Regions from separate parts of the Mus musculus genome. Here regions 2 and 3 are each linked to region 1. The links are chromatin loops, found by intact Hi-C in ENCODE. Cell type or tissue: left cerebral cortex. All regions are shown on one strand. Each heading gives the region's core, and the rest is flanking DNA. Links, peaks and the distances in the headings are about the cores only.

Region 1 (7,612 bases), core at 935-5,934:
TAGCTCATCATTAGTAATGCCATGTTTTCTAAGTCCTTTCTAATTAGGGTTAGCATTATCTTTCAAAGTGAATTGCTCTTCCTTTCTGTGGTATGTGTTCTCCATTGTAAATTTTGTTTTGTGTGTGCTCTTTTTCCAGTTTGGCTTTATTAACTATGAAGTAGGAGATAGCAAGAAGCTCTTTTTCCATGTGAAAGAAGTTCAGGATGGCGTTGAGCTACAGGCAGGAGATGAGGTGGAATTCTCAGTGATCCTTAATCAGCGCACTGGGAAGTGCAGTGCCTGTAATGTCTGGCGAGTCTGGTGAGTTTCTATGGTTTATTATGGTTGGAAATAACTGCTCTGAGTTCATCCCTCACTCATTCATGCATTCTGTGCTTTCTTTGCCACTCTCCTCTGGCTGGGTTTAGTAGGAACTATTTTACACTTCTATCTCTATCTAATTTTGTCTTTTTCTGCTAGTCATTGCTTTGTTTGAGATAGGTCTCAGTTTTATATCCGTGACTTACCTTACTTTCAGCTTGCTGCCATGTGCCACCATATCTATTTTTCTATCTCTGGTATTTATTGTCTGGCTTTGAGTCCTATAACCCTGACCTGAGAAACACTTAGGTACTATGATGCGTTAGCACTGTGTGTGCTGTAGCTTAAATACTAAACGGTTATATGATCCTTGTACTTAAGAGTTTAGCTTATTGGCTCGCTCTTTCTGTCTACTCACTTTTAGACTTTGTGCTGCTGAAATGTTTGAGATAGGTCTCAGTTTTATACCTTAGTCATTCTAACTTATGCTATTAGGTTTTTAATCTCAACATTGTTCCTTTAAGAGATAGGAATCTAGACCTATTTCTTCATATTTGGCTTTTTTTCAAGATTTTTTTTTTTTAACATCTTTTACCTTGTTTTGTGTATCTGGAATTAGTCTCTCTGTTGACAAGTCTAGGATTCTTTATAGCTCCAATGCTGTTGAAACTCTGAGCTGGGAAGTATATATAAACTTGTCTGTCTTGTCTTGCTAGCTAAGATGAGGCAAGAAGAGTCTCCCTCATTAAAAGTGAGTCATTTGGGTAGGGAACATACAACTGCTTGCCTTCTTCCCAGCAATTGTTGGTTCTTCTCACTTTCACTCTTACAGTGAAGGCCCCAAAGCTGTTGCAGCTCCTCGACCTGACCGGTTGGTCAATCGCCTAAAGAACATCACCCTGGATGATGCCAGTGCTCCACGTCTAATGGTTCTTCGTCAGCCAAGGGGACCAGATAACTCAATGGTATGATTTCATTAGGGATGTGAGGGAGGTCAACTAATAATCTTACTTGAGCTTAAAGAAGTTAGTGAAGCAAGCAAGGGTTGCTTATCACTAATTTGGACTCCCTAACACATTAATTCAGACCCTAATAGAGTAGATGCTTTCTATAAGAAGCACTTCTTTCCGTTTTGAGATAGGGTCTCATATGTAGATTAGAGTGGCCTTGAACTCCCCACTCTCTGCTTTGCCCATGGTAGGATAACTGATTACACCAAGAAGTGCATTTCTTGGTATATTCTATTTAATAAGTTTCTTACTCTTAGGAGAGAATTGGTAGTGGATATGATAAATACTTTCATAGTTGATTTTAGAATTGTATGTTGTGATTGTCAATACACTCAAATCATTAACTGTTATATTTCTTCATAGGGATTTGGTGCAGAAAGAAAGATCCGTCAAGCTGGTGTCATTGACTAACCACGTCCACAAAGCACATCATTAATTCACTATGGTCGAGTTGGGGGGATTCTGGTGAAGGGTTCTGAATATCTTTCTCTTCATCCCTCCCAAAATCTGGAATACTTATTCTATTGAGCTATTACACCAGTTTTAACACCTTCCTCGTGTTATGTTTAAAGAAAAAAATAAATAAATTTAAGAAACCATTTTAAAATTATGCACAGTTGCAGCCTGGAAAACTTAAAGGTGGCGCCTTATAGTGTCAATTTAGGAGCTTTATTTGGTGCATTTAACGCAACTGGTAATTGCAAATTCCACTTGGCCTGTGTAAGTGAACAATGCAGACTGTTACTTTGTTGGCCCTATGAAATTCTGCACTCTAGTCAGTATATACTCTACCTTCATGACTTAACACTCAGCTGCATTCTTTTCCTATTTTTTCCCTGTTCATTATGCTTTAATTCTGAGGACCATATGAAGGTAGAATATATTACCTTTAAAAATTGCAAAAATTTATATAGCAAACGATATTCTTAAGTTGATGGCCAAATGTTAAAATGTTATTTTCATATCATTTATAATCTTGTCACAATCCACTTAACGAAGTTTGATTACATTTCAGTGAAAATTATCTTCCCGAGTAGTTTTTTTTTTTTTTTCTTCCTGGGATGGGGGGGGTAAATAACTTTACTACAATTAGTATGTGTGGTGCAGAATTTCATGCAAATGAAGTGTGCCAGCAGTGTGATAATTTAAACATATTTAAACAAAAGACGAATGCACAAAATTGCTGCTGCTTAGATCACTGCAGCTTCTAGGACCCAGTTTCTTTTACTGATTTAAAAACAAAATGAACAAAAAAATAATAATAATAAAAAAGTTGTGCCTGAAATGAATCCTGTTTTTTTTAATAAATAGCCCCGTGGTTCCAGTGCCCTGTTCAATACAGGCACTTGATCCTTGGTGTAGCTTCTGTTCAACTTTGTATCACGGGAACGGATTGGCCTGATTTCTCGGCCTTCATCTTGAATTGGCCCCAAACAGGGTCCCTGGCAAGTGGAGTGAAGGCTTTTTGTCTAACAATGACAAGGGTCAGCTCAGGGGTTGTCGGGGAGGGCGCTTTCATCTTCCCCGTTGTCATTTGAGGTTTTGAACTCTGGGTAAAGAGGCCGTTTATCTTTGTAAACACAAAACATTTTTGCTTTCTCCGGTTTTATGTTAATGGCGAAAGAATGGAAGCGAATAAAGTTTTACTGATTTTTGAGACACTAGCACCTAGCGCTTTCATTATTGAAATGGGGGCGGGGCGGGGCTGGACTGGGTGCGGCCGGCTGCAAGACTCTAGTCGTCGGCCCACGTGGCTGGGGCGGGGACTGGGGCGCCTTGGGCGCCTAGTGATTACGTAGCGGGTGGGGCCGGAAGTGCCGCTCCCTGGCGGGGGCTGTTCATGGCGGTTTCGGGGTCTCCAACAGCTTCTCAGGTTGAAGTCCAAAAGCCTCCCGAGGCGGGGTCTGCGGAGTTTGAGGTAAAGCTCCGGCCTGCCTGGCGTCGGACTTCTCAGCGTGTGAACGCCTGGCGGGGCGGGGAGACGCGGAGACTTGGCGAGCTGAAACAAAGGCTTGGGTGGGGGACTCTGGCTGGCTCTGGGGTGATTTTCGGAGCCGGAAAGGGGAGTTTCGGGAAGTGGTTGTGCCAGGCGGACCCCAGAGCTTGGGTTTGCAGGAATTGGAAGAGGGGGGTTCTTTTCCCGTAAACTGAGGGCGGGGCCGAGTAGATTGAAAAAATAGTCGCTGGTCTTTAATCCAATAATCTGGCCCGCACTCATCTGCAAGGAATGCTATGTTTCTGAATCACTTTGAGAACTTAGTGGAAGGCCACGTGTATCGAATGGGTGCCTTAGAAACAGAAGAGTTTGGTAAACTCATAGAAGCCCTTGAAGTATTGTAGGTTTGGTTTGCCAGTTTAATCGTAATTGCTGCTTTTCTACAGGTTTTTGCTGGTGTGAAATGACTGAGTACAAACTGGTGGTGGTTGGAGCAGGTGGTGTTGGGAAAAGCGCCTTGACGATCCAGCTAATCCAGAACCACTTTGTGGATGAATATGATCCCACCATAGAGGTGAGGCCCAGCCCCTGCCTGGCCCTTATCCTCACTTTGGGCTTTCTCTTGCCCATAACGGCTCTTTGAAAGTAAAGAGAAGAGAAAGCAAGGAGGTATTCCAAAAAAGCAGTAAACAAGTTCGTGCTTACTGAGGATTTCCTTTTAAAAGAACACAGTTTTCATTGTTTCTTTATGTCACAGCTCTTTAATAGAAACGTAGGTCACAAGGAAAAAGATTGTAGGCGATCATACAGTGAGGATAGAGAACTCAGAGCTCTGGATAGTCTGAAGTTGTCATTTTTGATCTAGTCCAGATTGAGTTGGGGTAGAAACAAGTTGAGATTTTGAGTCATTGTATCTAGGAATTTCTTCACAATTTAGTTACGGATATTGAGGAAAATCACCTAAATCCTTACAAGTCTCATATTTCTATATGACGTTAAATTTCTATCACTTCCCTGGGATTAATGGTGCAGGTATGTATAAGTCCAATTTGTAAGCATTCAAGAGGCTGAGGGAGGAGGTTTCAATTTCTAGGCTTGCCTGAACTACTTACTGAGGCCCTGTTTACAAAAACCAAATATTTTTTTCATGTGTAAACCTGTTCTAACACACAGGAATGTTAGTTAAATTCAGATGTCTACACAGGTTACATTTTAATATATTCATGAAACAAAATATAAGCACATTTCCAAAACCACAGATAAGGTCTTCTAAGTTTGGACTATTATATAATAAAAATAAGAATTTGGCCATAAATCCATACTAGATGTTTCTGGTTTTGTTATTTTTTATTAGTGGTTTTGTTTTCTTTGGTTTTTTGTTTTTGTTGTTGTTGTTGTTATTGTTTGTTTGTTTTTTGTTTTTGTCTTAACCTCATAACTCAGGCTGGTTTTGTTTTTGTTTTGTTTTTTTTTGAAACAGGGTCTCACTGCACTACCCTGGCTGGCCTGAGACTTGAACTCACAGATATAAATTCACCTGCCCTTATGTCATGTGTGCATGCATGCGTGTGATTATGTATGTGTATGTTTGTTTGCTATTCATGCTACTGTTAGCGGGTTGAGGGTAAATCACATAGGTAGGCGTATTCATCCTGGTTAATTACATTTCTCTGGTTTTAAATAAAGATTGAGCCTGTCCTTGTCCCCCCCACCACCACCTCCTCACTCTTTCATATTCCCAGGATTCTTACCGAAAGCAAGTGGTGATTGATGGTGAGACCTGCCTGCTGGACATACTGGACACAGCTGGACAAGAGGAGTACAGTGCCATGAGAGACCAGTACATGAGGACAGGCGAAGGGTTCCTCTGTGTATTTGCCATCAATAATAGCAAATCATTTGCAGATATTAACCTCTACAGGTACTGGGGATATTTTCTGAAACAAAAAATTTGTATGTGCTCTGAAACTATACTAAAGTATATGGACTTAGGAAACATACAACTTTTTAACATTTTGGTGATATTGTTTTGTTTTGTTTTGTTTTGTGGAGGCCAGAACAAGTGCAACAGCAGATATGTGCCATGGGAGGCAGAAGACAGCTAATAAAAGCTCCCTCCTTAGGGCCTGGGCATCTTGGCTTAGTTAGCAGGCGCCTTTGCCCATGGACCATCTTTAAACCCCAAATATTAAAAAGAATCTGCTAGGCAGTGATGGTGCACACCTTTAATCCCAGCACTCAGGAGGCAAAGGCAGGCGGATTTCTAAGTTCGAGGCCAGCCTGGTTTACAGAGTGAGTTCCAGGACAGACAGGGCTACACAGAGAAACCCTGTCTCAAAAAACAAAAGAAAGAAAAAGAGAAGAATCTGATTTTCACTGAGTGTGTGGTGTACTGTCACGGTACTACTCGGGAAATGGGGTCTGCTACAGAGTAACAGTAAGACTTCTCAGAGAACTGGTGAGTTTCAGAGCTATTTGGGCCCTAAGGATTTTAGTACAACATTCTTACTCATTTTACATTTTTGAGACAGGATGTTGCTATGTATCCCAGACTTACCTTGAATTTAGCACTTGGCCTCAGCCTTCCAAGTGCTAACTTTATAGGTATATGCCAACACTCCCAGCCAATATTCTGAGTTCAGAGGTGTTAGATTTTCAGAGTTGTTGTGATTTTTCTGTTTGTTTGTTTAAGTTTGGTCTGGTTTTAAAGACAGGGTTTCTTTGTGTGGCCTGGAACTCTTTGATCAGGCTAGCCTTGAACTCACAGAGCTCCACCTGCCTCTGCCTCTGCCTCCCCAGTTCTGGGATTAAAGGCATGCACCACCACTGCCCATCCATATAGCAGAGGTAGACCCCCAAAACACTGGGTCTCTCTCTCTTACAGCAGCATTCTATCTTTAGTCACTGTCAAAGTTAAAACATGGCTCTGTTATTAATTAGCTAAGTAACTTTAGGACAAAATACTAAATCTGTGTGTCTCTGTGTTTCTGAATTTATTATAAGAATACCTCCATCAGCCGGGCGTAGTGGCGCACGAGGTGTTGGCAGACTTACAAAGTATACACAATGGGTCAGACACTGTTCTGAATATGTATGAATTTGTTTACTCTTGGCAACTTTATGGGGGAGGTATTCTTTTTTAAGAAGATTTAGTTTTATTTCTGGGTACGCGTTGTTTTGCTATGTCTATGCACACATGGGCCTGGTGCTCAAGGAGGCCAGAGGAGGGTTCCAGATGCCTTAGAACTGGAGTTATAGATGTCTGGGGCCCTGTGTGGGTACTAGCAATTGAACCTGGGTCACCTGAAAGAGTAGACAGTGTTCTTAATCCCTGAGCCATCTCTCCAGCCTTGAGGGAGGTTTTTTTTTTTGGTTTTTTTGTTTTTTTAATTTTTTGAGACAGGTTTTCTCTGTAAAGCCCTGGCTGTCCTGGAACTCACTCTGTAGGCCAGGCTAGCCTCAAACTCAGAAATCTGCCTGCTTCTGCCTCCTGAGTGCTGGGATTAAAGGCATGCACCACCACACCCGGCTAGAATTTTCTTAGTGTTACGTATCTTAAGTTATTTAGAATCCATAAGCTCTACTTTCTGTACTTTTAAGCTTAATCTAAAGAACCTTTTGTAGTTTCCAATTAAACCCAGAGCCAAGCTCCTTGGAAAATATAGGAGCCTAACAAGGACATGCATCAGTATATTGGAGCTGGAAGTGAACTGGTATTCACAGCCTCATACAGCTTCTACACCAAGTCTAAATTGACATTCTTGACTTAGCAGGTCTAGAGTTGTATGAGTGTGTAAGCTGAGTAATAGTAGCTGGAAGGATTTTGTAAATTTACCACTTCCTTTTGTGTGCCAGCGTACTCCTCCAGAAAGCTTGCTTTGCTTATTATGATCAGCTGCCTGCTCTTTGTTCTAGGGAGCAAATTAAGCGTGTGAAAGATTCTGATGATGTCCCCATGGTGCTGGTAGGCAACAAGTGTGACTTGCCAACAAGGACAGTTGACACAAAGCAAGCCCACGAACTGGCCAAGAGTTACGGAATTCCATTCATTGAGACCTCAGCCAAGACCCGACAGGTATGCTAGAGATTCAAGCAAGTGTGAGTAAGTGTTTAAAGCAGAGATGTTTGATTGATCAAGTGTGGTAGAGATGTAATCTATGTTATGTATAATGGGTTTTGGATAGTGGTTTCTGTATAGTTAGTCTTTGTTTCTTGTTAAACTTTTCCCCTCTTCCCCTATCACCCCCCCCCCAAAAAAAAGAACACTACTGTACTGTGGGATTTCGTTGTTGTTGTTGTTGTTGTTGTTGTTGTTGTTGTTGTTGTTGTTGTTGTTCGAGACAGGATTTCTCGTGTAGCCCTG
Region 2 (7,612 bases), core at 1,228-6,227, 320 kb after region 1:
ATTCTCTTCCTTAGTTGGGCCTCCTGAATTAGGAGTATGGCCTGGAGACCTCGGTAAGACCCTTGCGCACACACCCATTCTGATGTGCTACAGCTTCGGTTTTTCTTTTATAAAGATTTATTTATTTTTATGTGCATTGGTGTTTTGTTTCCGTGTTTGTCAGCGTGAAGATTTCAGATCCTCGAGAACTGGTCTTAGAGACAGTTTTGAGCTGCCGTGTGGGTGCTGAGATTGAACCGTGGTCGTCTAGAGGAGCAGCCAGTGCTCTTCACCACCGAGTCATCTCTCCAGCCCCAGCCTGTTCTCCCTGCTGTGAGGTGGAGGTGATAATCCTGCAGGCTGGAAGGAGGAGATTACCACGTGTAGAATCCTAGGCACAGTCCTTGGCAGATGTCTGTTGTGCTCGTCAGGAGACAGTTTGAGATAGTTCTACTCTTCTGTCCTGAGCTACAGCCACAGCCTAAGCCAGGCTAACTTGAAACTCCTTGGAGCCAAGAACAACCTTGAACTCTCTACCTTTCTGCCTTTACCTCGTGTGCTGGGATCATAGGCTCCGCCATCCTGGCTATCCCTTGCTTTTACTCTTTGTTTGGGGGGTTGGGAGAGATGTAGCCTGTGACCCAGGCTGCTTTCATTCTGAGTGCAGGGGCTAAAGGTGTATGCCACCACACCCAGATCCCCAGTTCTTATTAAACTGTCTTTTGGGATTGTCAAGGCCCAGAGATCACAGGGCTTAGGAAAATGTTGAGATTTATTGCACATGTAAAAAAATGCACAAAACATATTTGCATGGAATTAAGAGCAACTAAAATACAGGCATCTAGCAGGGCCCAGGCTTTGAATTTACATAAACAAACCCTGCAAGATATCACTATGTTGTGTAAACTGCCCTTATACAGCATGATATTTGAGAGTGGGGCTCGCCAGGCGTGGTAGCACACGCCTTTAATCCCAGCACTGGGGAGGCAGAGGCAGGCGGATTTCTGAGTTCGAGGCCAGCCTAGTCTACAAAGTGAGTTCCAGGACAGCCAGGGCTATACTGAGAAACCCTGTCTCAAAAAACCAGAGAGAAAGAGAGAGAGAGAGGGAGAGAGAGAGAGAGAGAGAGGGAGAGAGAGAGAGAGAGAGAGAGAGAGAGACTCAGCATACCTATTGTCTTTCCTTTTTAATGCTGTATAGTATTTCACATTTATGGATGTCACTGTCAAGAGACATTGCTTAGGACTTGAGGTGTATGTACAGGTGTAGTAGGACATTTGCCTGGGTCTCACCTGTGAATATGGTTCAGTCAGTGTGTGGTTTATGGAGGGCCTGAGGAGGTGGCTGAGAGCTAGAGTTGAGCCCTTCACTGACATTCGGAAGTATGTTTCGTCCTCAGCACTGCAGACAAAAAGGGATATTGCTTTGTTCTGGGTTACACATCACAGTGTACGCTCTTGGAGACTTCTCCTGGTGTTATGTGCAGTAACCTCATCACCATGATACATTGCTATTCGATGTAACATTTTTCAGTAGGGGCTACCTCTTTTCTGTTTGCTTTTAGAGACAGTGTCTCACTCTAGTTCTTCGCATCATTCACTGTGTATCCCACACTGGTCTTGAGAGGCAAAATCTACTCCATCTTGAACCAGCCTCCATCTTAAAAGAAAAAGAAGATATAAAACCTGAGAACTTGACCCATAGCTGAACCCAAGCTGCACTCAAGCACCAGGGAGGCCCATAGCTTGTCCTTGGCCAGAGTGACTCCCTAGCTACTTCCTAGCAACAGTTAACCAACAATTAGTCTGATTGTTTCAGATGTACTTTCAGGCCGATTGCATACAGTCCTGCTTCAGATCACCCACCTGTCCCTTTACAATAGTCATTCAGTTAGATGCTTTCCAGGTTGGACACCCCCTCACTTGCCTCCATTTTCTATAAAACCTTGTCCCGTTGAGAGTTCAGGGCCGCTTCACCAAACCGTCCTGTGGGTCGACCCACAGGACGGTAGTGAGTAAGTCCAAACACGAGTTTGTAATAAAGAGATCCTAATGTGATTGCATCCATGCTGGCTCCTTGGTGGTCTTTTGGGCTTAAAAATGAGTCACTACAGCCTCAGTCCCACAGCCTCTGCCTCCTCAGTGCTGGGATTAAAGGTTGGCACCACCACCTGTGGCCCAGGTATTTCTTAATAGCTACTGGCTTATGACAGCTTAATTGGTCACACATTTGCCTTTTCTCAGTAATACATGGCATGACAGTGGGCATCTGATGTAGAGATTGTGTAGCAGGCTCTGTAGTAGTACCTTTGTAGGTAGGTGGTACACACCCAGGATCAAGCACTGTAAGGTAGGAGGATTGGAAGTTCAAGGCCATTCTTAGCTACCCGGGGAGTTCAAAGCAAGCCAGGTACATGACACACCGTCTTCTTTTCTTTTTTCTTTTCTTCTCTTTTCTTCTCTTTTCTTCTCTTCTCTTCTCTTCTCTTCTCTTCTCTTCTCTTCTCTTCTCTTCTCTCTCCTCTCCTCTCCTCTCCTCTCCTCTCTTCCCTCCTCCTCCTCCTCCTCCTCCTCCTCCTCCTCCTCCTCCTCCTCCTCCTCCTCCTCCTCCTCCTCCTCCTCCTCCTCCTCTTCTTCTTCTTCTTCTTCTTCTTCTTCTTCTTCTTCTTCTTCTTCTTCTTCTTCTTCTTCTTCTTCTTCTTCTTCTTCTTCTCTCCTCTCTCTCTCTCTCTCTCTCTCTCTCTCTCTCTCTCTCTCTCTCTCTCTCCCTCCCTTTGAGGCAGGGTTTCTCTGTGTAGCCCTGGCTGTCTTAAAACTTGATATATAGATCAGGTTGGCCTCAAACTCACAGGGATCCACCTGCCTCGCCTCCGTGCCAACTGAGACCCTGCCTTTAAAAGGGCAGGGATGGATTTAAGGGAAGCAGCTAGGAATTCAGCTTGGTTAGCAGAGTGCTTGTCTAGCACGCACAAGGTTCCATCCCCACCACCATAGCAACTTAATGACATGTCCTGGGATTGGAGTGATACTCCAAAGTGGTGTTGAGCCAGACTCATACACTCCAGCTCTCCTGACCGGGGTTAGAGGCCATTGGCTACTACTGCTGTAGCTGCTCAATGTGCTGCGCTACCATCATGCCTTGTGTGGCTGCACACAACCTTCTGTGACATTTGTTCCTCCAAACCTTCCTACACTGAGGGAAGAAGTAGCTACCCCAAAAGCTGGGCCAGCCTGGTGTGGGCTTCCCATGTGTGCACCCCAGGCTAATCCACTCCAACACATCGTGTAGCCCCTACAATGCCATTGCTGCCTCCTTGCAGCCATGGAGGTTGCATCTGCTTTTTGTGCTCCCTCATGGTATGGGCAAGGGTTCCCTCTTGCTTGTTAGAAGATCCGTACATCCATTTGCCTGCTTTTAGGCTAGATCTTCCTTTAATAGAGAAATGAGCATCTGTTCTGTAACAACCACCTGGCGTCTGAATGCGCTTGTCTGAGAAATGGGGACAACAGTAGCGTTCTCCTTGACACAATATGACATGCAAGGGGTTGGTTTAGGAGTCTGAGCCCACGGGAATTCTGGGTAAGAACCAGCTGTTGCCTGGAGAGATGGCTCAGTGGTTAAGAGAGCTTGATGCTCTTGCAGAAACGGAGGGAGGTTCAGTTCCCAGCATCTATATGGCAGCTCCATTTCGGGGGGGATCTGGCGCCCTCTACTGGATTCTGTAGGTACCAGGCACATACCCAGTGCACTTTCATAATGTAGGCAAACTATTCATACATATACGATGAAAAATGTAAGACAGGGTGAGGGAGCTGTTACAGGAGGCTGTGATGATGAGTCCCTTGGTGAGCAGTTGACATTGGACGGCTGTTCCACTGGTCACCTTCTGTTTCAGATGAGTGGAGGAAGACTGGAGCAGCCATGGCCCTTAAACAGACCCCTCTCCTACTCAGGTCCCTCCACCTACCACTGATATCTCTTTTATTTTGCCTTCTGAGAAAGATTTAACCAGCTACCCTTGTGCCCTCCTTGTTATTTGGGTTCTTTGGGATATAGCATGGTTATTCTGTACTTTATGACGAATATCCCACTTATAAGTGAGTACATACCATGCATGTCCTTTGGGGCCTGGCTTACCTCACTCAGGATGATATTTTCTAGTTCCATCCATTTGTCTGCAAATTTCATGATGTCCTTGTTTATTTTTTTCCATTTTTATTAGGTATTTAGCTCATTTACATTTCCAATGCTATACCAAAAGTCCCCCATACCCACCCACTCCCCCTTTTTGGCCCTGGCGTTCCCCAGAAGATGTCCTTGTTTTTTGTTGTTTTTTTTTGTTTTTTTAAATAACTGAGTAGCGTTCCATTGTGTAAGGAATTCCTTTACAGACAGGAATTCTAATTCACAGGGTAGTGTATTTGGAGAACGAGAGTGTGTATGTGTGTGTGTATGTATGTATGTGTGTGTGTGAGAGTGTGTGTAGTATGTATCTGTGTGCTTGAATGCATTGTGTGTGTGGTATCTGTGTACATCATGTACAGTATGTGGTGTGTGTATGTGTGTAGTGTGTGTATGTGCATGTTTGTGTGTGTGCTCTTGCGTGCTATGTGAAGTCGCCCCACAGCAAGGCTTTGAACAGATTTATTTTGTACCCACTGAAGCTTTGCTGGGCGGACATCCTGGTTCAAAACCTAGGGCCAGTGACGTTGATGGCCAGGAGGCTGCACAGCAAGGAGTGCTTTGGTGGGCGTGATGATGGAGGCACTCTGGTGGAACATTCTAGTGAGATGCACAGGTGGTTTGTTTCTGTACCTTCCTGTGGAAGTCCCTCTTCCCCTTTAGGTCCCCTCCCCCCCTTACCCACAGCTCGATGAGGCTTGCTTCTGTGGCTTGCCTCCGCATTTTCCCTCTGAAGCTCTGCTTTCCCTCCTGCCACCCCCCTCCCCCGGCCTTGCAGCAAATTCGGGGGGGGGGGTCTTCCCACCTTCCCGGCTGCTCCGAGAAGACTCAAGGAGCCGCAGGTGCCAGCCGGAGTAAGACAAATGACAAAAACTCCTCAGCTTCTGTGGCACCAAGGCCAGCACTGATAACCAGCTGCAGCTGGTGCCTATCCTTGACAAAAGGAGAGGTAATCAGAGGTCACACACAGTTATGGCCGGCCATAAAACTAGTCCCTGATAGCCCCACAAAAGACAATCTTTAATCCCCCCTCAGCCTCGAGGTTCTGCCTTACCAATGGTATCGAGTCTGAGTTATGATTTATCTCACCTGCCTTCCCTCCTCTTCACCCTAACCATTCAAGGGATTTCTGACTACGATGTATGTAAGGGTTAAGACACCCGAGATTGTGTGTGTGTGTGTCACACTCCATCTTACTCTGTGGGAAGGTTTGCGATCCGAGTCTGACTCATTTTCTCATTTTCAAGAAAAAGACTTTCATGCCCACTTGCAGTTGACTCTGCACTCCTGACACCCCCCCCCCCCCCGTTTCCCTCGGAATCGGAGCATAACACTAGCAAGAGTCTCTCCTTTTACCAGCATTGAGACCTCTGCTAGAGCTCTGGAGCCCCTTCAAAAACCAGAAGGAAGGAGGATCCGCTAATTATTTTTATTGAATTGTTGTTGTGTTTTGTTTTTCGAGATAAGGTTTCTCCATGTAGCCCTGGATGTCCTGAAACTCGATTGGTAGACCAGGCTGACCTCACACTCACAGAGATCTGTCTGCCTCTGCCTCCTAAGAGCTGGGATTAAAGGCAGCCATCACCACTGCCTGGCTTACCTAATTTTTTTTTTTATGTGTGCGTGTGAGTGTTATGTACATGTGTGCGCCAGCACCCATGGAGGCCAGGACAGAATGTCAGATCCCTTGGAGCTTGAATAACGGGTATTTGTGAGCCACCTGATGGGTGTGGGAACTGAACTATGACTTCAATCTTCATAACAGAGAAAGCAAGCTCTTAAACGCTCCAGCCCTGGGAGAAATTAATTTTATCAATAAGACTGAAACTTTCCCTTGTTGCCCAGAGGCGCTAATTCATGTGTCTTGATTGGGTTACTATTTGCTGTGATAAAACAGTGACCAAAGACAACTAAGGAATGAAGGCACTCACTTCATCTTCCAGCTGCTGTCCATCATCCAGGGAAGCCAGGGAAGAAACTCAAGGTAGGAACCTGGAGGCAGGAGCTGAAGCAGAGGCCATGGGGGAGTGCAGCTTACTGGCTTGCTCCCCATGACTTGTTCAGCCTGCTACTAGGGTGGCACCTTTCCCTCATGCCCAAACAAACCTGGCTTAGTTGGGGCACCCTGTTTGACTCTGCTGTTGACTTAAGACAGCCATTTAGTTTTAAAGTATGAGGGGGAAAAAAAAATCAAGTCTCATGGGACTGTAACTAAAGGGTCACGTGGCTGCAGGACAAGACTGGGAGGTGTCTGAGGGGTCTCAGGAAGCTGCAATGTAAAGGAAACAAACTGGAGGGGCTGAGGCTGTCGGACAGGGCAGAGGATGATAAGAGAATTCTGAGTTTGCAGAACAGAGCAGAGATAACTTCATGACAAGCCCTTTGCTTAGGAGTGAGCTAGAGGCTTGGCTGGTTCGGAAGGAGAGCCACTGTTCCTGGGTCTGGTTCCAGGGCTTGGGGTGTTTGAGTCCTGAGTTAGACTGTGAGCCTCTGCTTGGTGACAAATCACATCTTGACAGACTTAGATCTGGGAAAAAACAAAAAACAAAACATTTTTTTTTTTTTTTGTTACTGAGGCTCTCCCAAAAGGCCTTATATAAACTAGGCAAGTCCTTCCCCAGGGAGCAGCACCCGATTACCCACTGTTGCACATCTTTTTTTTGTTTGTTTGTTTGTTTGGTTTTTCGAGACAGGGTTTCTCTGTGTAGCCCTGGCTGTCCTGGAGCTCACTTTGAAGACTAGGCTGGCCTCGAACTCAGAAATCCACCTGCCTCTGCCTCCCGAGTGCTGGGATTAAAGGCATGCGCCACCATGCCCGGCTCTGTTGCACATCTTTACTGACTTTATTTGTGATTCTAGAACTGAGCAGCTGCCTAGAGCAAAGAGCCTCACTCTGATGGGCAAACTGTCTCCTCCCCAAACCTCTCTCCAGGGTCTTACAGTGTCTTAGTTGGTGTTTACTGCTGTAAACAGACACAATCACCAAGGCAACTCTCTCTTTTTTTTTTTTTTCGAGACAGGGTTTCTCTGTATAGCCCTGGCTGTCCTGGAACTCACTTTGTAGACCAAGCTGGCCTCGAACTCAGAAATTCACCTGCCTCTGCCTCCCCAGTGCTAGGATTAAAGGCGTGCACCACCACGTCTGGCTTTTTTTTTTTTTTTTCCAATGCAAGTCTCATAAAGGACAACATTTAATTGGGTTCAGTCCATTATCATCAAGGCAGGAGCATGGCAGCATCCAAGCAGGCATGGTGCAGACAGAGCTGAGAGTTCTACATCTTCATCTGAAGGCTGCTAGCAGAATACTGGCTTCCACACCCACAGTGACACACCTACTCCAACAGGATCACACCTAATAGTGCCATTCCCTGGGCCATGCATATACAAACCATCACACACAGGCTAGGCCAGCCCCAGAATGGCAGGTTATATTTATAGCCAGAGAACAGGA
Region 3 (7,612 bases), core at 1,228-6,227, 690 kb after region 1:
TTGGACATTGCCCTCTGACCTACATATATCTGCCAAGGCATATTCACCACACACACACACATACACACACACACACACACACACACACACACACAACCACACAAAAATCACTCACTTTACTTCACATCACACAAATAGTAAATACAACAAAAATTAAAACATTATAAAAGTGGCCTGGACCTAAAGTGACAGGAGACACAAAAGATGATTATATCGAGAACACGCGGCCCAAATGAAAAGATCAGCTCATGCTCAACTTGGCAGGTACTTGCTACTTCATACTAAAATACCTATACTATGACAACCAATGCCAGACCACGTAACTCTCCATGTTAAGCGCAGGACCTAACATAGACTTACTTGGATGAAACTGGAGCAGACTGCTTATTCTTCTTTGAAGGGAGGGAACTAGACTGTTGTTGTCTGACAACATGGGCAACACCAACATTCAGAGGCTGAGCAGTGGCCAAGGTCACATGGTTGGTCAGCAAAGATGGCTGCTGCATAATAGTGCTGTACTGGTTGCCATGAGAGTGGGCATTCCTGTACCAACATAAAGAAACAGAAGAGTGACTCCCTGAACCACTAACATGCTGGACCAAATGGGTATTAAAGCCATTTAACCACCGCTATGTTTTACTTTTTACAGTCAGGCGCTGGGATTGTAAGGCTTTAAGATCTCACTGTGTCCTTTCCAATCAGGTAAGGCCTGTTTACATATGAAGTTCATGATTCCTGATCACAGAACCTTATATTTCAAAAATATCTGCTATTTTTCTTATGACTCTTTTTCTAGAATGATGATTCATTTTCTCAAAGGCCTTCAAACATAATAAATTTCCTTTCTTCCTAGCCTCTTCATACCAAGTACTCCTCCTTTCTAGGCTCCCACCACTCATGTGCAGAGGGAGAGGGCGGGTAGCTTGTGCTTGCCTCCAGTCAGCTAGCTGTTGGCTGCTCCCCATGGCCTCTGGAATCACTGCAGCAGGCTGGACAGAGTTGTGCAGAGCTACCCCGGGCAGCTGCTGCCAGGCTGAAGGCAGGAGAATTTGTTGGGTTCCTCCAGGCCAGGCTTGCTGCAAGGAAACACATAAAAGATCCAGACTTGACTCATTCGTAGCTTTTTATTTTGTTTTTCAGATGAAAGAAAAAGTTGTATCTTAAAAAAAAAATGTTTGTAGATTGTTAACTTGCAGAGATTAAAAAAGAGAGAGAGGCAATGCAGAGGGCTTACTGGTGGCTGCCAGAGCAGTGAAAGGGAAAGGGGCTGCTGGCATGCTTTGGCGACCAGCAGAACCTGACCCGCAAGCAGGGTACTAAGAAACAAAGGTCCCTGCAGGTATGGGTCTCTGTGCTGTCAAGAAAAGGAACCTGGAGGCTCAAGGAAACCCTAGTGAAATAATATTCTTTTCACAAAAGCCAATGAAGACTGGCTTAGAAAACAGAAATTCTAAAATTTGAATGCCAATCAGGTAAGACAACAGATCAATTCAACCAATAAAATATAGCAGACATGGATGACCAAATACTAAATGCTTTGGTAAATAAGCTGATATCAGCAAAAGACAGCTAAAAACATTACTTTTAGCTATATGATAGAATTAAAAATTAAGTCAATGAACAAAAATTTTTCTAAATAATTTTTAAAGCACCACATTGTTTTTAAAGGTTGCTCAAAACATATGTTTTATGTATCATTAGTAGAATTTTAACACCAAACTAATCACTATAGGAAAATAGAGTACTTCTAGTTTTTAAGAGACAATGATGGTGCTTAGGATAGACTGAGTAAAAAATTCATTTTCTGTACTTCATATAGAAACTGGCACTTTCTGAAAACACATATAACAGCAAGTTTCCTTTTTAAATCTGAGTTCCGTGGTGCAATTCACCTACTAGGGTACCATATGGCTCTGTTTCATGAATTTCAAATTGCAAGCCCATCAAAACAGTTTCAAAAATATTTCTGCAAGTAACAGATCCACTTGTTACAAATACTGGTTCCAAACAAGAAGCCTTCTGAGCAGAGAAACTGCAAACACGTCTGCTACCATAGGCAGAATTTAAAACAAAACAGAACAGAACAGAAAATAAGAGATGTTAAGTCACACCATGCGTCTTTCCATAAGCCAACACCTGCGCAAGACAAAGCGTGTAGTTTAATACAGAGCAAGAAATAACATTCCAATGGGAGGCAGAAATCTGGCGTTCCAAGCGACGAACTGTTTTGACAGAGGAAGAACAAAAATATGCAAAGCTTAACAAATGGCTAGAGCAAACTTAAGAAGAGCAGCAAAGGTGAAAGGTCAACTGACATTTCCAATCTCAAAACTATTATAAGTGAGCAAATTAAAAGGTGGGCTGGAATTGTGTCTGACTCCCTGGCACTCAGGTTTGATGCTTATGAGAAACAACCCACAGGTGACACAACTGCAAACCAAACAAGCTCCATGCAAGTATGTTTCAGAAAGCGTTTCCATTCATGAACACTTGAGAGGTAACAGAAATTTAAATCCACTGCGAAAGATAAATACCAGGAGATTCAAAAGTATCATTTAGGTTTGCAGGGGCTTACCTAATTTTAAATGTCAAATAATGAAATGCTGGATTTGAGATAATTCTAATTCACCAAAATAAACCAAAACAAAACACAGCCTAAATCACTCTGGAGGTTACAAATCCTAGAATACACTGCAAAGCCAGCTGTCTTGTTTCCATCTCTGAGCTGGACACACCCACCACTCAGCTATCTGAGCTGACTCTCTCCTTGGGACTTCTAAACAAAGATACTGTGCTTGCAAGTTTGTCAGCCATATTTCCATCTTTGTACTGCAATTTATTTGTAACATAATTTGTCAGAACAATCCCTACAAATAGGTCCACTTTTAATTTCTGATGAGCAGAATGCTCTAAGTGTATTTAATGGGAACACCCTTACATGGAAGATGAAAGGTGCCACTGATCATGAATGGCAAAAGCACTATCTTCAGACAGTCACAGAAGGAAGTTCACGGGATGAGAAAGCCATACGTTAAGGCCATTTTAAACATTTCCATACACACGAAAGTATTAGGAGATTACAATAACAAAAAGGAGCAGCTAGCTTGACAGGGAGTTCAAGTTTTGGCATCTGGATTCCTGTGGCAGGGCCACATGGAAGGCTGTTCATTTGCTCCCATCTCATAAGACCAGGGTAAGAGAGGGTAGAAAACAGGTGGAGTGCTGAAGCTTGCCTGCGGCTACACAGAGAGCTTTAACCACACCAGGCTTGCAAAGAAGAACCTCACAGATCCTCAGAGTCAAACAGTGCTTCAGCAAATGTTGGGGAGGAAACAATGAGACATTAAAGATGTAGCAAGGACACAGCCACAAGATGGCACATGCTTCCATGCCCTCTGCAAAGACTAAGCTAGGTTTTTTGGTTTTGTTTTTTGAATGAGAAAACCAGAAGAACAGAACAAAAACAAACAGGAAAAAATAAAAAAAGAAAGAAACCAAAGAAACTCCGTTAGTAACACAATCAAGTGAGGGAATTACCAGTACAGCAGCAGTCTGTTCAACCAGCGCCGGCCGGCCTGCTGCGCAGCTCAGGGTAAAGGGCACCGCATACTGCGGCGTGATGGTGGCTACTTGAGGGTGGAGAGTTGCTACCATTAGTGGTGTACAGCTTCCCTGAAATGTAGATCAGGCAGGTGAGTGAATGAACACCGAGGCAGGTTATCTGGGTTCAGACGGGTTTGCATCCCCCCAAGTTATAACTGACAATGAGCTAATTTCCTACCACCTAAACGCACATGCCAAACACAACCTTTCCTTTTCAGCCGTGAGTGGCTTTAGCCCACTACGCCAAAAGTCAATGATATCAGGTAAAAAGAGATATAGGAATCTTAGGTATAAGCTATAGGTCTAGGTCTTGAACCAGATTCAGAACATCCTATAGAACACAGGCATTTCACTTATGAAGAAATCTTCCTTCTACTCACAAAATAAGTTTTTGGATTTCAGAATTTCTGGTTTGTTGTGGAGCACAAACATTTACACATGGAATTCAAAGTGTAATGTTGTATACTATACACATCCTTCATGATTTTGTCTATGACCTCAGTTTCTCGATCATCTGGAAAACTCTGTACTCTCATGACATTTCTCAATGTACAGAGCGCCATCTCTACAAGTCTAAAGAGACAATGGGAGAGTTGTAAAGGACAGGAATAAATATTCTGCTTTCTTAGAGATATTTCATTTTAAGACGTCTGAATCATGAGCAAGAAAGATCTTATAGTCAAAGCAAATACCACTTTTTTTTTTTTTTTCAGGACAAAATATTTGTTTCTCAATAGTGCTGCTCCGGCTTTTACCTGTGTGAGTACTCCTGACTGGATCTGCAGCGGCTGAGCAGCAGGCGCCTGGGGTACAATTGGCACAGCATTATCCATCCTCACAGGGAATCCAGAATGCTTTGTTGTTGCTTGTAGTCCAGCTGGTGAAGAAAACATGACAGTGAAACGTCTCTGCTGGGTCTGAACAGATGCTGGGTCATTACTGTGTGTTTTCTTCACTGCTCAGGTTTAATTCTAGACAGTTAAGACAAAGCCTTTCCACTCACAAAAGATACCACAGTTAAGAAAAGGAGGCTATTCCCTTCAAGTTAAATTAGTGGAAGGCATTTAATGCAGGGAAGGCTGGCTTAAGGGAATATAAACTCTTACTGTTAAAATACTTATTTCATCCCCATTATCAGTACAAGCAAAAGCCAGACAACCTCCACTCTTAAGTCACATTTACCTTGCAGTTCACTAGGGGAATGGGTGAGGAAGAGCGAGCTTTCACAGTGAAATCTATCAAGAACAGAGAACTGAGCATCACTCGAATACCAGCGCTGTCTTACTTATCTCACCTGATTGTGCTTCTAGCATAAACAACACTTCCTGTAAATGGCATTGTCTTGCTCTGGGGGAAAGGGCCCCACACAGTTCATCTGGTCAAGTCTATAGAGCCCAGGAAGATTTCTATGTTCCTACCCTCCTGCCAGCCCTCTCACCAGACTTCACATTTCTGTCCAGCCTCCCTCCTGTCTGCTAATGCCTGCAATTCTGCTAAGTGAAGACACGGCATGTTAATTAGAAGACTCCTAAGCTATGGGCAATCCTACTCCCGTTCTGTCTCTTCCCTCACTCTAGCAGAGCCCCAACTGGTACGACTCTGCGATCTTCCTGTTTTGGTCTTCCAAATGCTGAGACTACAGGTGTGTGCCACTCTTCCTGGCCTACTCTGAGCATTCCTATAGAGTGCCACATGAGCGTAATACTGCTATTTCCAGTCAGTCCTTCAATTTTCTGTTAGTACTTTATGATTAAAAAAAAAAATGTATTCTAGACAAGTTCAAAAACGGAATAGTAAAATCTGATTTAAAACTTTTGGAGATAATTAAAATTTAAAGATATTAAATTTGAAGATACTAAAATGTAAAAGTTGTCAGCCATGCAGCCTGTGGCACTATTATCCAATAGGAAAGCTAACCCATTCAAAACTCTTGTCTACAGTCTTTGGACAATGACTGACTCTGGGACGGTATTGTATATTAGCTTCCCAAAACTTATAGGCACTTATGAAGCAGACACTGGGAGGAGGAATGCTCACTGTAGTAGCTTATCTATGGCTCCCAGAGTGGTAAAATAAACGGGGACAGGATTACAGACTAGCTACAACCGAGCACATGGATACCACACTGCTCAGCTGGAGAAGTGTGGAAAGGAATTTGCAGAAATGACCTATGAATGCCAGACTGCTGCATTTGCTCAGCAGTGTGGCTAAGTTACAACTAGCTGCTTCTTTCTACCACAAATAAAAACAAGACTACCAAAGGGCATTCATTTGTCCTGGAATCCTGACCTAAGAGAACAGGAGTTATTTTTGTTTTATTTTTCTGAATTTAGTACTTTAAATATAGAGAACTACAGAAATGTGAAAAGAAGGTAAACACTGCCTGATACTCTTAAGTGAAGCCATTTTGTAAAAGAATATAGAAGAGCGAATACTCTGAAGTCACGGACTGTTGGACAAAATCAGCTCATGGCTGAGGTTGGTGGGTAACCAGCAACTTTATACAACTAATCCTAAAAGGCAGTATGGAGTATTTCAATACATACGTGACGATAACCCCATTGCCTAGGTTCTAATGGTTCAACCATAAATTACTATATTACTTTTGGCCTTTTGGCATAAGCAGGTTTTGTCATTTATAAAATGGGTTGACATGACCCACCTCCTAGAGCCATACATAAGGATAAACTGATACCTGTAAAGGACTGTCTGGCACATATGATAATGGACTTCAGGTATCATCATTACCACTTTATTATAAACCCCTTCTCATCCAAACACTTTAAATCTGTTCTATAGGCGCTCAGGTTATCTAGACTTCTTAAACTGGAAGATCCACGCCCCCCCCCTCAACTCCCAAGCTTACATTTATCAAATTATACCAAAGTGAGTTCTCCCACATTTCCCGTACTGTCTCAGTTTACATTTTGTTCTGTAAAGAACTCAAAAGTTCTTTTATTATTTTATCTCAGTATCATCTGAGAATCGGCAGAGAATCTCGGACTCTTACATTTGAAAATTGTTCCCACAGAACTTACTTTAGAAAGGGTGAGAAGAGGGATAGCTAATTTGCTACAGTCTATAGATGATCAGTTTGTGACAACCCAAAATATAGAATCTACTCCTATGAGGTATATATAGAAAATAATTTGGTAAATTAGGCTAAATTTGCATTTACGGATTGTGAATCTGCTCCTGCGCTCCCCCTGTGGTCTCTCCCTGGCTTACACCGCTACCGCTCTCCTGGCCTCCCGGGGAGCTCTCAGTTTCCCCCAGACCCTCATTTCCTTCCGCTTGCTCCGACTCTGTCAGAAACCAAACAAACAAAAGTCACAATCAATAAGTAACTTAAGTAAAAAGATAAAAAGGCTACCTGCTTCTATATAAAATGCTCTGAGAAGCCTGGATCCTGGTTTATTCCCACATTGACACCAAGCTTCTCTTTCTCTTTTTTCAAAATTAAGGGTTTCAAGTTTGTCTACAGAGCAGTGGGTTTCATCATAGCACCCTCAGTCATGCCATGACACTTGGTCTCATTCATTCCCTTTCCTAGTGTCCTGCTCCTCCGGACTCCCGGCAGGCAGTTCTCTTCCCTCTCCCAGTTAGTCCCTGTGATGGATTGTATATGCTCAGCCCAGGGAGTGGCACTATTTGAAGGTGTGACCCTGTAGGTGTAGGTGTGTCACTGTGGGTGTGGGCTATCAGACCCACTTCCTAGCTGCCTGGAATTCAGTCTTCTCTTAGAGGACAGCAGATAAGATATATAACTCTCAGCTCTGCCTGTGTCATGCCTGCCTGGACACTGCCATGTTTACACCTTGATGATATTCCACAATTAAATGTTGATCTTACAAGGACTGCCTTGGTCATGGTGTCTGCTCACAGCAGTAAGGACTAAGAGTCCCTCCTCTGCTTTCCAATTACAAGTTCTCCATTAGCCCATTTCCACCTTCCTTAAGATCTCTTCCCCCGCTGGGCAGTGGTGGTGCATGCCTTTAATCCCAGCACT

The links. A loop is a pair of places that touch in the nucleus more often than their neighbours do. Peaks named below come from ENCODE experiments on the same cell type or tissue, not always from the same donor. Only the 100,000 strongest peaks of a DNase experiment are listed, where the experiment ranks them.
Region 2: it touches region 1 in a loop (2.2-fold over the local background); 3 of 42 quality-filtered maps call a loop at or near these places.
Region 3: it touches region 1 in a loop (2.5-fold over the local background); 2 of 42 quality-filtered maps call a loop at or near these places.

Annotation. Positions count from the first base shown.
Region 1 is chr3:103,055,210-103,062,821 of GRCm38, forward strand. It overlaps Csde1 (cold shock domain containing E1, RNA binding), which reads left to right. Exons shown (of 19, transcript NM_001161854.2): 17 at 140-303; 18 at 1,136-1,268; 19 at 1,677-2,977. The coding sequence ends at 1,724. Nras (neuroblastoma ras oncogene) reads left to right here and starts at 3,076. Exons shown (of 7, transcript NM_010937.2): 1 at 3,076-3,231; 2 at 3,696-3,823; 3 at 4,992-5,170; 4 at 7,165-7,324. The coding sequence starts at 3,713. In left cerebral cortex, for the core only: a CTCF peak has its summit at 3,162; a DNase peak (open chromatin) is centred at 3,095; H3K4me3 peaks cover 1,496 bases; H3K27ac peaks cover 707 bases.
Region 2 is chr3:103,370,571-103,378,182 of GRCm38, forward strand. No RefSeq gene overlaps it. Among named protein-coding and RNA genes, the nearest start is that of Gm25869, 53 kb to the right of the region's middle. In left cerebral cortex, for the core only: a CTCF peak has its summit at 3,688 (motif pointing left); a DNase peak (open chromatin) is centred at 3,659.
Region 3 is chr3:103,749,843-103,757,454 of GRCm38, forward strand. Hipk1 (homeodomain interacting protein kinase 1) reads right to left here. Exons shown (of 16, transcript NM_010432.2): 9 at 4,359-4,480; 10 at 3,538-3,672; 11 at 934-1,076; 12 at 361-543. Among named protein-coding and RNA genes, the nearest start is that of Olfml3, 16 kb to the left of the region's middle. In left cerebral cortex, for the core only: a CTCF peak has its summit at 3,372 (motif pointing right); a DNase peak (open chromatin) is centred at 1,941.